Linked DNA regions of Homo sapiens: region 1 is linked to region 2. The links are chromatin contacts, found by Hi-C or POLR2A ChIA-PET in ENCODE. All regions are on one chromosome and are shown on one strand. Each heading gives the region's core, a stretch centred on a gene start or an enhancer-like site at or near the end of the contact. The rest is flanking DNA. Distances are from core to core; before and after follow the strand shown.

Region 1 (7,489 bases), core at 57-2,556, 110 kb before region 2:
CATAGACATATGTGTATATTTAGAGACAGAGTCTATCACTACGTTGCCCAGGTTTGATTCTTTTTTTAGAGACAGGTCTGGAGTACAGTGGTGCAATCTTTGCTCATCACAGCCTTGAACTCCAGGGCTCAAGCCATCCTCCCACCTCAGCCTCCTGAGTAGCTGGGACTACAAGCATGTGCTGTGCCACCAAGCTGGCTTGGTGTGACTAACTGATGTCTCACCTTTGCAAACTTTACAGAAACATATGACATAGGAACACATTGCAATTACATATTGCAATTCAGCAGAAAAAAAAAAAAGAAAGACTTTCTTTTTACTGAATGGCACTGACTTACCAGGTACATACAAGCAAGTGGAGTCTGGGGACCACTTTTTGGCTGTTCTAGAGAAAGTGCCCCAAAGAGGATTCAGCAGCCAGACTCCTGTTAGTTTTCTCATCTCACTCAGAAGGCTCAGCCTCTGAAACAACCATTCCAGGACTTGGAGGCAGGGGATCTGGGTTAAAGGCCCAGCTCTGCCGTTTCCTAACTGTGGGGCCTTGGCAAGTGCAGGTCCTGTGAGCTTCACCAGCCTCATTAGCAAGAATAGTTCATGTTCCCCTGCCACGGAAGTGCCCTGTGAACTAGAAGAGAGCATGGGCAAGTATGGGGTTAGTCTCGCTAACAGATCAGCCAGCTTCTGTCTGGGCAATTCTGTCATTTAGGGTTTTGCTGGGGTGGCCCCGGGAGTCGTTTGGGAGTTCACCTATCTCCCCAGGCATGGAGAAGGGGTGGTGTTTCTGAATCAGGATTCTGAGCTGAACTGCAAACCTGACTGTGCTCCAAGTTTCTTGGACCAGCAAGCCCAGCTCCCAGAGTCCCGCTGCCCTGGCCTGAACCCGCCGCTCCACACCCCGGGCTCTCGGCAGCCGGGCGGCTCGTGGGAGGAGGCGCCATGAGCCTTCTTGCATTTCCTGCTTCAGACTTGATGGATTACAGAGGACTCCTGCTCCAGCTGTGGGGAACTCCAGCCCGCACTTTGCCTCCAGCCCGATGGTGCAAGATCCAGCTTCTCTTCAGCCTGGCATCAAACGTCTTTTTGATCAGCTTTTCATCCATTTTCTGAAAATGTAGTGATTGAGAGATGTTCTGAATCTTGCAGAATTCTGTGTCGCACCCTGGCCACACATCAATGCAGGCCTGAACCTGACCCTGGGTGGACTCCCTGCTCTCTGCCAGCCCCTTTCTCACCCCTGGGTCCCCACGGCCCCTGGCTCTCTCCCCTCTGCTAGAATCTCGCTGAGGGATTGGTGGGGAGGGGGTGGTCACGCACTGGGTGGAGATCTGGTGCCCCCTGGAGGCCGGACAGGAAGGGCCAGGGCGGACAAGGTCTTTGAGAACTCGGTGGCATCCCGCTCCTGATGGCCTGGGTCCCACCGCCCCTCCCCCAGCCTTCCTGACAGCAGAGGAGATTGATGGGGCGCTGCTCGAATGTTCTTCATCAGCGTCTTCAGTAATAAGCTTCTCCATTGGGTAACCGATCCTAGTTTAGCAAAACCGTTTGTCAACCATTTCCTCCCTTGAGCTTGATAAGAACCCCGTGGGAGAGGAGAGAGGGGGGCCCCCCAGGATCTGAAAAGCTGTGCCTCAGCCAAGTTCATGAGTCACTGGCGAGGAGGCCTGTAGGTCAGCAAAGCCTAGGAGGTCAAGAGTGCCCACATGGGGACCTACGGGCCTCAGGGCCGCAGGTTGCTGGGTTGGACCCTGGCTTGGAGCTCAGGATAGAAACCCGGAAACCCCACAGGCAAAGAAGGATGCAGAACAGAACAGGGCAGAACCAAGGACCCAGTGAGGGTGGCTGGCGTCAGAGCAAATATCAGAGTTCACAAGGTGAAATAATCCAAAAATCTATACAGAAAAAGCTAATCATTTTCTCCAATCTCTCCCCCAAAGGTGTCTACTCCTGCAGGCTTACCTGTAACCTTTGTCACTCACTCTTCTGATTCTGCAAACATATAAACCACGGAGCCACAGCCAAGAGAATCTGGACTTGTTCGTTTTTCCTGAAATAGGATATCTTAAATAATCCGTGGCTCAGCACTGCGCCCTTTTTTTTCTTTTCTTTTCTTTTTTTTTTTTTTTTTGAGACGGAGTCTCGCTCTGTTGCCCAGGCTGGAGTGCAATGTCATGATCTTGGCTCACTGCAACCTCTGCCTCCTGGGTTCAAGCAACTCTCCTGCCTCAGCCTCCTGAGGAGCTGGGACTGCAGGTGCAAGACACCACGCCTGGCTAATTTTTGTTATTTTTAGTAGAGACAGTGTTTCACTATGTTGGCCAGGCTGGTCTCGAACTCCTGACCTCAAATGATCTGCCTGCCTCGGCCTCCCAAAGTGCTGGGATTACAGGCACAAGCCACAGCACCCAGCCTCACTGTGCCCTTTTCACTGGCAGGCATTTTATTGTCCCTACAGACCCAAGACGGGGTGGGGGAGACGTGCTTTGTGCTCACCTGGCTGGTTCATGGGCAGGTGGCCTGGAGGACCCAGCCCTGGCAGCTGTGGGGTAGCTCCAGCCTGGGCCGGACAGGTAAGCGGAATCAAGAGATGGGGCCAGTTGCGGCTACAGGGCCAGGAGGGGCTGCAGCTCCTGGTCAGGGTCTTCAGAAAAGCAGGGTTCTGCTGGCTGGCCTGCAGTGGAAAGAAGACAGAGGGACAGGGAACTGGGGGTAGGGACAACCCTGCTCAACTAAGTGACCTTGAGAGGACAGGAGTCCCCACAGGAAAATCAGGAGACTGTTCCTCTGGCTGGGGTGGGCTGTGGGGAGGATGCTGGGCCAGCAGAGCCTGACAGAGCCACCCCAGTCATAAAAGGATATGTTTTTGTCAAGACTTTTCTAAACCCATAATCACCTCCCTCCTATGTCTTGGGTCAGCTTCTTTCATCGCAGGCACCACTGCGGACATTGCTGGGAGGAAGAGGAGGGAGAAGCGACGGGCTTCATTAGGAACGGTGAGTTTGTGACTCTGCCGCTAAGTGGCAGCTCCAGCTCACCCCCCCAGCTCCCTCCCACAGGCCACGGCTGGGCATGGAGAACTGGTGACTTCAGAGGCCCGGACAGAGGAGACGGGGGAGAGCGAGGGGCCGCCGTGCCTGAGGTCTGGGGGTGACAGCAGGGGATGGCCAAGGAGTGCAGGGCCAGCTTGCCCTGCCCTCTCTAAGAGAGTCTTACTGAATGTAGGGGTTGAATTGTGCTCCCCAAGAGATATGTTCATGTATTAACCTCTCCCTCCCCCCGACTCTTCCATTCCTGTGACTGTGAGCTGAATTTGGAAACAGGGTCTTTTCAGATGTAATCAGGTCCTTTCAACTCACGATAAAATAATCTTGGATTTAGGCTGGGCCCTATGTCCAACAGCTGGTGTCCTTATAAGAAGGAGAGGAGACGGCTAGGCGCGGTGGCTCACGCCTGTAATCCCAGCACTCTGGGAGGCTGAGGTGGGCAGATCATGAGGTCAGGAGATCGAGACCATCCTGGCTAACACGGTGAAAACCCGTCTCTACTAAAAATACAAAAAAATTAGCCCGGCATGGTGGCAGGCGCCTGTAGTCCCAGCTAGTCGGGAGGCTGAGGCAGGAAAATGATGTGAACCTGGGAGGCGGAGCTTGCAGTGAGCTGAGATCGTGCCACTACACTCCAGCCTGGGTGACAGAGCGAGACTCTGTCTCAAAAAAAAAAGAAAAAAAAAAAAAAAAGAAGAAGAAGAAGAAGCAGAGGAGACACAGAGGAAAGAGGGCCATAGGAAGATGGAGGCAGAGATGGCAGTGGTGAGGCTACAAGCCAAGGGATGCCTGTGGCCACTGGACGCCGGAAGAAGAGAGGGAGGATTCTTCCCTAGAACCTTCAGAGGGAGCACAGCCCTGCCAACACCTTGGTGTTGGACTTCTCGCCTCCAGAACTGGGAGGAAATCAATTTCTGTTGCCTTAAGCCACCCAGTTTATGTTATTTTGTTACAGCAGCCTGGGAAAAGGAATATACTGAATAAGAACCCAAGTGAGCTTATTAGAAAGAATATTGAGGCCTGGCGCAGTGGCTCACATCTGTAATCTCAGCACTTTGGGAGGCTGAGGCGGGTGGATTGTCTCAGTCCAGGAGTTCGAGACCAGCCTGGGCAACAAAAATACAAAAATTGGCCGGGTGTGGTGATGCACACCTGTAATCCCAGCTACTCGGGAGGCTGAGGCAAGAGAATCCCTTGAACCTGGGAGGTGGAGGTGGCAGTGAGCCGAGATCATGCCATTGCACTCCAGCCTGGGCGACAGAGCAAGACTCTGTCTCAAAAAAAAAGAATGTTGAACCTCCTCAAGAGGAGGTAAGTGATTTTAAACACTCTGAAGCCACACAGGGACAAGCCTTTTACAAGCCAAGAGGAGAAGGAGGAAAAATTGAAGTCACTTTTTTTTTTTTGAGACATAGTCTCACTCTTGTCGCACAGGCTGGCGTGCACTGGCGCAATCTCGGCTCACTGCAGCCACCACCTCTGAGGTTCAAGCGATTCTCCTGCCTCAGCCTCCTGAGTAGCTGGGATTACAGGCGCCCACGACGGCACCCAGCTAATTTTTGTATTTTTAGTAGAGATGGGGTTTCACCGTCTTGGCCAGGCTGGTCTCGAACTCCTGACCTCAGGTGATCCACCTGCCTCAGCCTCCCAAAGTGCTGGTATTACAGGCATAAGCCACTGTGCCCGGCCTTGATTTTTCTTTTTTAATGGTTAAAAAATACCTTCAAATGTACACACAGTAAAATTCACTTCTTTTGGTATATAGTTCAAATGCATAGAGTCCTATCACCATGACCGCAGTCAAGATAGGGAACATCCCGTCACTCCCAGAACTCCTGTGCTGCCGCTGGCAACCACTGCTCTGTTCTCCCGTTGCTTTTCCAGCAACGGGAGTCCTGAAAGTGGAATCGTGCGAGTCCAGGTTCTTTCGCTGAGCATCGTGATTTGAGGTTCACCCACATTGTTGTATGGTTCCTTTTCATTGCTGAGAAGTGTTCCACTGTCTGGATGGACTGTGGTCTATTTATCTATTCACCAAGTAAAGGATGTGGGCGATTTCCAGGTTTCGACGATTATGAATAAGCTGCTGTAACATTCACGCACAGGTGTTTGTATGAATGGAAGTTTTCACTTCTCTTGGGTGAATACCTGGGAGTGGGGTTTCTGGGTCCCGATCGGGTTTCTAGTGGTCTGTAAGTCAGACTTGCTAAGAGTTTTCGTTGGGGAGACGCACACAGGCAAGGTCAGCTCTCAGGGTCCTTTCTGCAATGCGGGGATGTCGAGGTCACCTGACAGAGGGGCAAATGCCAGCTGGTCGCCCAACCTGCTCTTGTCCATTCCTTTTCCCTCAGAAGCTAATAGAGGAAAGTAAACCTGTTGTTTCACTCTCATTTCCTTTTATTTTCATTAATATTAGGAAATGCCAAGATTAGTGAAAGAATGAAAAGAGTCAAAACAGCCTAGAAAAGGCTTCAATGATCCTCAAACTGGATGATCGAATCCCGAATAATTGGGAATCAACAGTAAAGGCCAAAGTAAGACTTCTAAAAAGTCCTCTTTTTTTTTTTTTTGAAGAGATGGGGTCTCACTACGTTGCCCAGGCTAGTCTCAAACTTCCAGGCTCGCCCAGTCCTCCTACCTTGGCCTCCTAAAGTGCTGAGATTACAGGTGTGAGCCACTCAACCCAGCCCAAAATCCCTATTATATCCTATTTTTTTGCTTTGCATGAAACATTTTATTTACTTCCATCCCACCCTGAACATAACAGCAGAGGGAATTTCTTTCTTTCTTTTTTTTTTTTTTTTTTTTGAGATGGAGTCTTGCTCTGTCACCCAGGCTGGAGTGCAGTGGCGCGATCTTGGCTCACTGCAAGCTCCACCTCCTGGGTTCACACCATTCTCCTGCCTCAGCCTCCCGAGTAGCTGGGACTACAGGCATGCGCCACCATGCCTGGCTAATTTTTTTGTATTTTTAGTAGAGACGGGGTTTCACCATGTTAGCCAGGATGGTCTTGATCTCCTGACCTCCGTGATTCGCCCGCCTTGGCCTCCCAACATGCTGGGATTACAGGTGTGAGCCACCGCGCCCAGCCCAGCAGAGGGAATTTCTAAAGGCAAAGACTGTTCCTGAATTAGGCGAAGGCATGGCAGCTTCACCTCTTACTGCCTGGGGTCAGGCAATTCTCTGCAGAGCAATTCTCAAGGAGGTGTCTTAGCTTGACTTGCCCCAGAATTGCTGCTGGGGAGTCCCAGCTGCCCCATCTAATTACCCTGAGCCCTTCTACCTAAATGCAGCCCTGGCCCAGCTCAGGCTGAGAAGTCCCAGGATCTGCAGTCACCAAGCAGAAGAAAACCAGAAGAGCCAACAGTGTCATTGCAGGCTAAGTCCAAGTTCAAAGAGAGGAGAAGACCAGTGTCCCAGCTCAGCTCACAGTCAGGCAGACAGAGCGAATTCTATCTCACCGTTTTTTTTTTTTTTTGAGATGGAGTCTCACTCTGTCACCCAGGCTGGAGTGCAGTGGTACAATCTCACTGCAACCTCCACCTCCCAGGTTCAAGCAATTCTCCCTGCCTCAACCTCCTGAGTAGCTGGGATTACAGGCGCACGCCACCACGCCCAGCTAATTTTTGTATTTTTAGTAGAGACGGGGTTTCACCATGTTGGCCAGGCTGGTCTTGAACTCCTGACCTCAGGTGATCCACCTGCCTTAGCCTCCCAAAGTGCTGGGATTACAGGAGTGAGCCACCGCACCCGGCATTATTTTTTTTTTTTTTTTGAGACAGGCTCTTGCCCTGTTGTCCAGGCTAGGGTGCAGCGGTGTGAACGTGGCTCACTGTAGCCTCGATTTCCTGGGCTCAAATGATCCTCTTGCCTCAGCCTTCTGAGTAGCGGGGACTACAAGTGTGCCACACCTGGCTAATTTTTTAAAAATTTTTTTGTAGAGATGAGGTCTCGCCACGTTGCCCAGGCTGGTCTCGAACTTCTGGGTTTAAGCGATCCTCCTGCCTCCTGCGTAGTCGGGACTACTGGCATGCGTCACCACACTCGGCTTACTCTGTCTTTTGTTCTCTTCAGGCTTTCGATGGATTGGACGAGGCGCGTCCACCCTGGGGAGGGCCATCATTTTATTCAGTCTACTGATGCAAATGCTTATCTCTTCTGGAAACACCTTCACAGACAGACCCAGAATATAGTTGAACCAAATACTGGGCACCTCATGGCTCCAACAGGTTGACACAAAAAATGAACCATTGCAGAAAACGAAGAACAGTCACCAACTCCCACCCATGCAGCTGGCTCATTTGCTGGGCTGCCCTCCCCAGCAGGTGGCACAGGAATCCCTGCCTTGGCAGGGAGGAGGCCTGGGGTGTGTGCAGGTACCCATGGGAAGTTTCTTTGCCATGGGGAAAGCCAGAGTCACCCCTTGCTTGAACACAAGAGTTGGAGGT
Region 2 (5,542 bases), core at 1-2,500:
TAACACGGTGAAACTCCGTCTCTACTAAAAAAAATACAAGAAAAATTAGCCGGGTGTGGTGGTGGGTGCCCGTAGTCCCAGCTACTCGGGAGGCTGAGGCAGGAGAATGGCGTGAATCCGGGAGGCGGAGGTTTAAGTGAGCCGAGATCGCGCTACGGCACTCCAGCCTGGGCTACAAAGCGAGACTCTGTTTCAAAAAAAAAAAAAAAAAAAAAAAAGAGAATTCACTACCAGTACTTGTTCTTATTTGTCCTAGACTTGCCACTGTTTCAGACTCAAAGGGTGCACTTTCCCTCTTTCATTGTAGGATTTAGTGCATGAATCTGCTCACCCCAAACATCCTCTTCATAACTTGGGGTTTTCGATCCTTTCCAGGCAGATATTGTTTATAATCCCTCACCTGGAGGGTTCCTCCACGTCCCCAATTTATACATTCATTTGTTCACCTGTACAATTTTTTTTTTTTTGAGACGGACTCTCGCTGTCGCCCAGGCTGGAGTGCAGTGGTGCGATCTCGGCTCACTGCTGGCTCCGCTCCCCCGGGTTCACGCCATTCTCCGGCCTCAGCCTCCAGAGTAGCTGGGACTACAGGCGCCCACCACCTCGCCCGGCTAATTTTTCGTATTTTTAGTAGAGACGGGGTTTCACCATGTTAACCAGGATGGTCTCGATCTCCTGACCTTGTGATCCGCCCACCTTGGCCTCCCAAAATGCTGGGATTACAGGCGTGAGCCACCGCGCCCGGCCTGTACAACAATTATTAAGACTGGCTTGTGCCAGGCTCTGCTGAGAATCCCAGGACACGGTGGGGACACGGTGGACGCAGGCTGTCCGTCAAGGGGGCTAGTAAGCCACTAAACAAAGGGTAGCCTTCAGCCCTGCGGCGCGGGCCAGCGAGCATTCAGAGGCCCAACTCGCTGTGGTTGCTCCCCGGGTCTGGTCCCGCGCGGACGTGGGGGCGGCCATCAGGACTGCCCGGGGGTTGGCGCCCTGCTGGGTTCCAAGCCGGTGGGCGCGGACAGTGTGGCGGGAAGGCCGGGCCTGGCGGGTGGGGGCGCGGCCTGGCGGTGGGGGTGGACCTTCCTGGGGTGGAGCCCGCGGCTGTGGGAGCAGGGCCCGCCGGGGCTCGGGCAGGGCGGTGGGAAGGCGGGGCCTTCTGAGTGGGGGCGGGGACTGCTGGAGTTGCGGGGCCTGCCTGGGGTAGGGCGGGGCAGGACAGCTTGGAGATAGGGCCCGGAATTGCGGGCGTCACTCTGCTCCTGCGACCTAGCCAGGCGTGAGGGAGTGACAGCAGCGCATTCGCGGGACGAGAGCGATGAGTGAGAACGCCGCACCAGGTCTGACGGGGAGGCCTTGTGCGAGCGTCCCACTGCCCACCCACCTGGTTGGGACAGTAGAAGAGGGCGGGATGGAGTGGAGGGTTCGCCGACCGCGTCGCCCTCCTGGGTGTCGCAGCTCCTTCCTCGGCAGTCCCGGGGCATGAGAGCGCGACCGGCCAGGAGTTGGGGGACCCGGGACACGGCCGCACGTGGCCTCCCAGGGTTCCAGGAGCCCCTGAGTTAGCCGAGCGTGCGCGTGGGTGTCGGGGGTGCGCAAGTCTCCAGCCTTGCAGAGACGGAGGAGGCTGCCAGATGTGGGGGCGGTGGGGGTTCCTGGAGTCCCACCGCCTGCCCTAAATTTCCACTCCGCCCTTGTCGCCCAGTGTGACCTTGGGCATGTACTGCAGCTCCCAGTGCCTCAGTTTCCTGCTCTGTGGAGGGAGAGTGACAGTGGTCCCACCTGCTGCGTGTATGAGGGTTTGGCACCCCTCTGGCCTTTGGGAAAGGCTTAGGAAACGGGCTGTTTCTTTACTCCGGTTTTACAGGAAAGGAAACAGGCTCAAGACGTTTTAGTAACTTCTCCAAGGTTACCCAGCCAGCAAGTGATGGGGTCCAGGCCTGACCAGCGCCCCCGCCCCAGCACATTCTAGAAGGTTCTGCCCCAGTTTAAATGGGGTGCATGCTCTGAGGCCTGTCACAGCTTTTTCCGGCTTAACTTCTCTGTCCCTCCTCTGGGAGTCTCCACTCCCATGTCTGACTCTCTCCCCATAACCTTCTGGGGCAGCTAAGGGTCTGAGTCCCTCTGGACATGAGCCCCTGGCTCAAGCACATCAGGCAGAGATAAGGGGCTCAGGGAGCACCAGCTTCATGGGTGAATGAATGAAGGAATGAAAGACCCGGCTGTGTCTTTCAGGTCTGATCTCAGAGCTGAAGCTGGCTGTGCCCTGGGGCCACATCGCAGCCAAAGCCTGGGGCTCCCTGCAGGGCCCTCCAGTTCTCTGCCTGCACGGCTGGCTGGACAATGCCAGCTCCTTCGACAGACTCATCCCTCTTCTCCCGCAAGGTGTGAGGCTGGGGCTGAAGGGAAGGCCAGGGGGAAAGTGGGCAGGAAGGTGAGGGGGGAGGTCTGCAGGGGAATGAGGAGGGCGGGGAGACAGCTGGCATAGACACCTCTTCCTACCCTCCAACCCGCTTCTCTCTGTTTCAGACTTTTATTACGTTGCCATGGATTTCGGAGGTCATGGGCTCTCGTCCCATTACAGCCCAGGTGTCCCATATTACCTCCAGACTTTTGTGAGTGAGATCCGAAGAGTTGTGGCAGGTAAGAAACAGAGTGTGTATTTTCGGCGGTGTGGGGGGTGCTCTAGGGCACCCCCTCTTATCACTGGAGGCGGGGTAGGATCCAGGAAGCAGCGCTGGCCTGAGAGTGGGGCCTGGGCTCTGGCCCCAGGTCTGCCAGCAATTCACGGGAGATCTTGGGAAAGTTGAAGAGTTCGCTTCCTCCAGTGGGTCCCCCAAGCTAGTGTCCTGGGTGGACACCCCAGATGCTGGGAAGGGATTTCCTGAGCCTGGGGACTAGAAGCAAGATCGTGGGCTGAGCCTGTGCCCAGCCGGACCTTCTGGCTCCTTGCATTTCCAGCCTTGAAATGGAATCGATTCTCCATTCTGGGCCACAGCTTCGGTGAGTACAGTGGCCAGGAGCTGACCGGGCCCGGAGTAGGGCTGGGAGGGAAGGATAGGAGCTGCTGCCCCACCCCTTTCCCCTGCACTTATGAGATCTGCAAAGAGAGATGAGAGGGTCAGTCAGAGGTTGACCACTGTACCCTCTGACCTCAGGCAACTGCCGCAAGGGACACAGGGATGAGGGAAATGTGGTCTTTTGAGTGGTCAGGTCTGATGAAGGGGACATCATGGCCCAGATGCTGAGCCCCCAGCCACCCATATGGTGCCCCCCCCCCCCAACTGGTGGGAAGAAGCTTTAGGGTATGCAGCTGGGGAGGGAGTGAGGGAATGTCACCCACAGCTCTTTTGTCCCCCAGGTGGCGTCGTGGGCGGAATGGTGAGTAGATGGCTTTGTCTGGCCAACTGGGGCTCCCTTGGGTGGAGTGGGGAGGGGAGCACAAAGGAGGAAGGAGAAGGTACCTGGGACAGAAAGTGCCTCCTCCTGTCACAGTGACAGTCCTTATACCAGGAAGTTGGTGTAAACGGTGGAGACTCCTGGTAGAGTTCATGTTTCCACGCCCCCATACCCGGTCCCACCGCACCCTGGAGTCCAGCCATCACCAAGGTCTGGAGCTCAGTGCTGGGTGCAGACTTAGGGGTGGTGGGGGAAGGCACACCATAGATAGAAGATTCTCCTCTGGCCTCTTGGTCAGCACCCTCCCCCCAGCCTAAAAGATGTTTCGGGGAACTCCAGGGTCCCCAGGGAAAGGCGGGAGTGTCCTTTCCTTCTTCCCCCTATTCATTCTCCCCTTTTGGCATCCTCACAGTTTTTCTGTACCTTCCCCGAGATGGTGGATAAACTTATCTTGCTGGACACGCCGCTCTTTCTCCTGGAATCAGATGTGAGAAGCGGGCTTTCGTGCATGCTGTCATTAGGGAGGACCTGGGCCCCGGGCAGCGCTCCCAGCCCTGTCTCCTTTGGTGGACACTAGGGAAGCACGAGGAGGCGGCAGAGGGTGGGAAAGGGGAGTCAGGGACCCGCTCCCCAACAGATGACAGGCTTCTGCTGCTTATACCCCTAGCAGTGGTCAGGACAAGGGGTGTGGGGGACCCCTTGGAAACTGGATGTGTGGCTCGGGATCTGCAGAATGCCAGGCTGATCACGCAGTGGCAGGCAGTGGAAGAGGGCAGCGGCCATGGGTGGAAGATGTTCTAGGGCACACAGCTGGGCCGGCACACTGCACTCACACCCAGTCGAATGCCTTTGCACTGTGTCCACATTGCACCACCACACATGACAGCCCTAAATGTGAACTGAAGGAACAAGGACTGACCCCTCTGACCACCACTACCCATAACCAGTACTGTCTCTGCGTCTGAGTCCTGGCCTGGTTTACCTGCTGGGTGACCCCTGGCAAGTTACTTTGCCTCTCTGGGCCTTAGTTCCCGCACGTGTAAAATGAGGTTGGGCTCAATGACCTGGCCAGCTCTGACATCCTGTCATTTTCTTGCCAAGGTCTCAGCCTATCAGTTGTGACACAAGTCTCATCAGTTTCAGTTTTCTTGTCCATAGAATGACCACAGATCGGCCAGATGCGGTGGCTCACGCCTGTAATCCCAGCACTTTGGGAGGCCGAGGCTGGCGGATCACCTGAGGTCAGGATTTCGAGACCAGCCTGACCAACATGGAGAAATCCCGTCTCTACTGAAAGTACAAAATTAGCTGGGCGTGGTGGCACATGCCTGTCATCCCAGCTACTTGGGAGGCCGAGGCAGGAGAATCGCTTGAACCCAGGAGGCGGAGGTTGCAGTGAGCCGAGATTGCGCCATTGCACTCCAGCCTGGGCAACAAGAGGGAAACTCCGTCTCCCAAAAAAAAAAAAAAAAAAAAAAAAAAGAATGACGGCAGATCCCATAAGGATAAGGATCATGTCCATCTCTGTCACCACATCCCCAATCCTGGCACCTAGTAAGGGCTCAGTAAATGTTCCTTGCATGAGCTCAGCTAGCTCAGGGGCTATTATAAGGATCCAATTTACAGATGGCAGACAGCAGACACTCCCTTCTTTCTGCATTTCACCCACTGAATTGACAAGTGCAGTGCCCCCAGGGGCTTCCTCCTGGGCGAGTCAAGAGGGGCATTTGGTCCTCTTGTCCTGCATTCTCAGGCATGGGTAGATGGGAGATGCCCCCCTCTGCAGCCCCAGGCAGTGGGCCTGAGGCTGTCCTCACAGAGTGAGCCACACATCATGGGGGAGCTTGGAAGCCCCAGAAATGCGCCCTTTCTGCCAGTCCCTTTCTGCCACTGAGAATGATGGCATTCGTTGAACCAGATGAAACTGCCAACCCCAGATGGTTCGTGGCCTCCGGACCCTAATTTCATGCCTTTGCAAAGCACTTGGCAGTTGACAGAGATTCCCCTTCCTCTCCATCATCCCACCTGATCTCTTCAACTGTCCCTGGCCGCAGGCAAGACCAGGCTGGCTGTGACTGAGGCGAAGCAAAGACTCGTTCAGAATCGTGGGGCTGACTAGCCAGGGCTGGGGCTGTGTGCCCCTTTG

The links. Hi-C counts contacts between places; a loop is a spot of excess contacts on that map. ChIA-PET counts read pairs that join two places held with the same protein, here RNA polymerase II (POLR2A). Pooled maps may share reads with other maps.
Region 1: a map of ascending aorta shows a loop between it and region 2 (4-fold over the local background). The contact joins the enhancer-like site here to the promoter of SERHL2 in region 2. A Hi-C loop is called at or near these places in 4 of 168 maps with a recorded cell type or tissue (B cell, OCI-LY7, ascending aorta and 1 more), 12 of 37 single-sample maps with no recorded cell type and 19 of 50 pooled maps. POLR2A ChIA-PET finds 5 or more read pairs at or near these places in 6 of 52 experiments (A673, CD8-positive, alpha-beta memory T cell, GM12878 and 3 more).

The regions. Positions count from the first base shown.
Region 1 is chr22:42,443,250-42,450,738 of GRCh38, forward strand. LOC101927344 (a long non-coding RNA gene) reads left to right here. Exons shown (of 6, transcript NR_188414.1): 3 at 2,453-2,567; 4 at 2,914-2,990; 5 at 5,458-5,575; 6 at 7,116-7,489. Among named protein-coding and RNA genes, the nearest start is that of NFAM1, 15 kb to the left of the region's middle. RefSeq lists enhancers at 931-1,110, 1,118-1,884. Within about 2 kb of position 1,307, at least 35 of the 41 ENCODE cell types and tissues checked have a DNase peak (open chromatin) inside an H3K27ac peak, as active enhancers do; they include A673, GM12878, OCI-LY7 and 1 more, where a contact is called at or near this core.
Region 2 is chr22:42,552,706-42,558,247 of GRCh38, forward strand. It overlaps SERHL2 (serine hydrolase like 2), which reads left to right and starts at 1,251. Exons shown (of 12, transcript NM_014509.5): 1 at 1,251-1,337; 2 at 2,233-2,382; 3 at 2,527-2,640; 4 at 2,959-3,000; 5 at 3,359-3,378; 6 at 3,809-3,883. The coding sequence starts at 1,316. RefSeq lists a silencer at 794-1,193.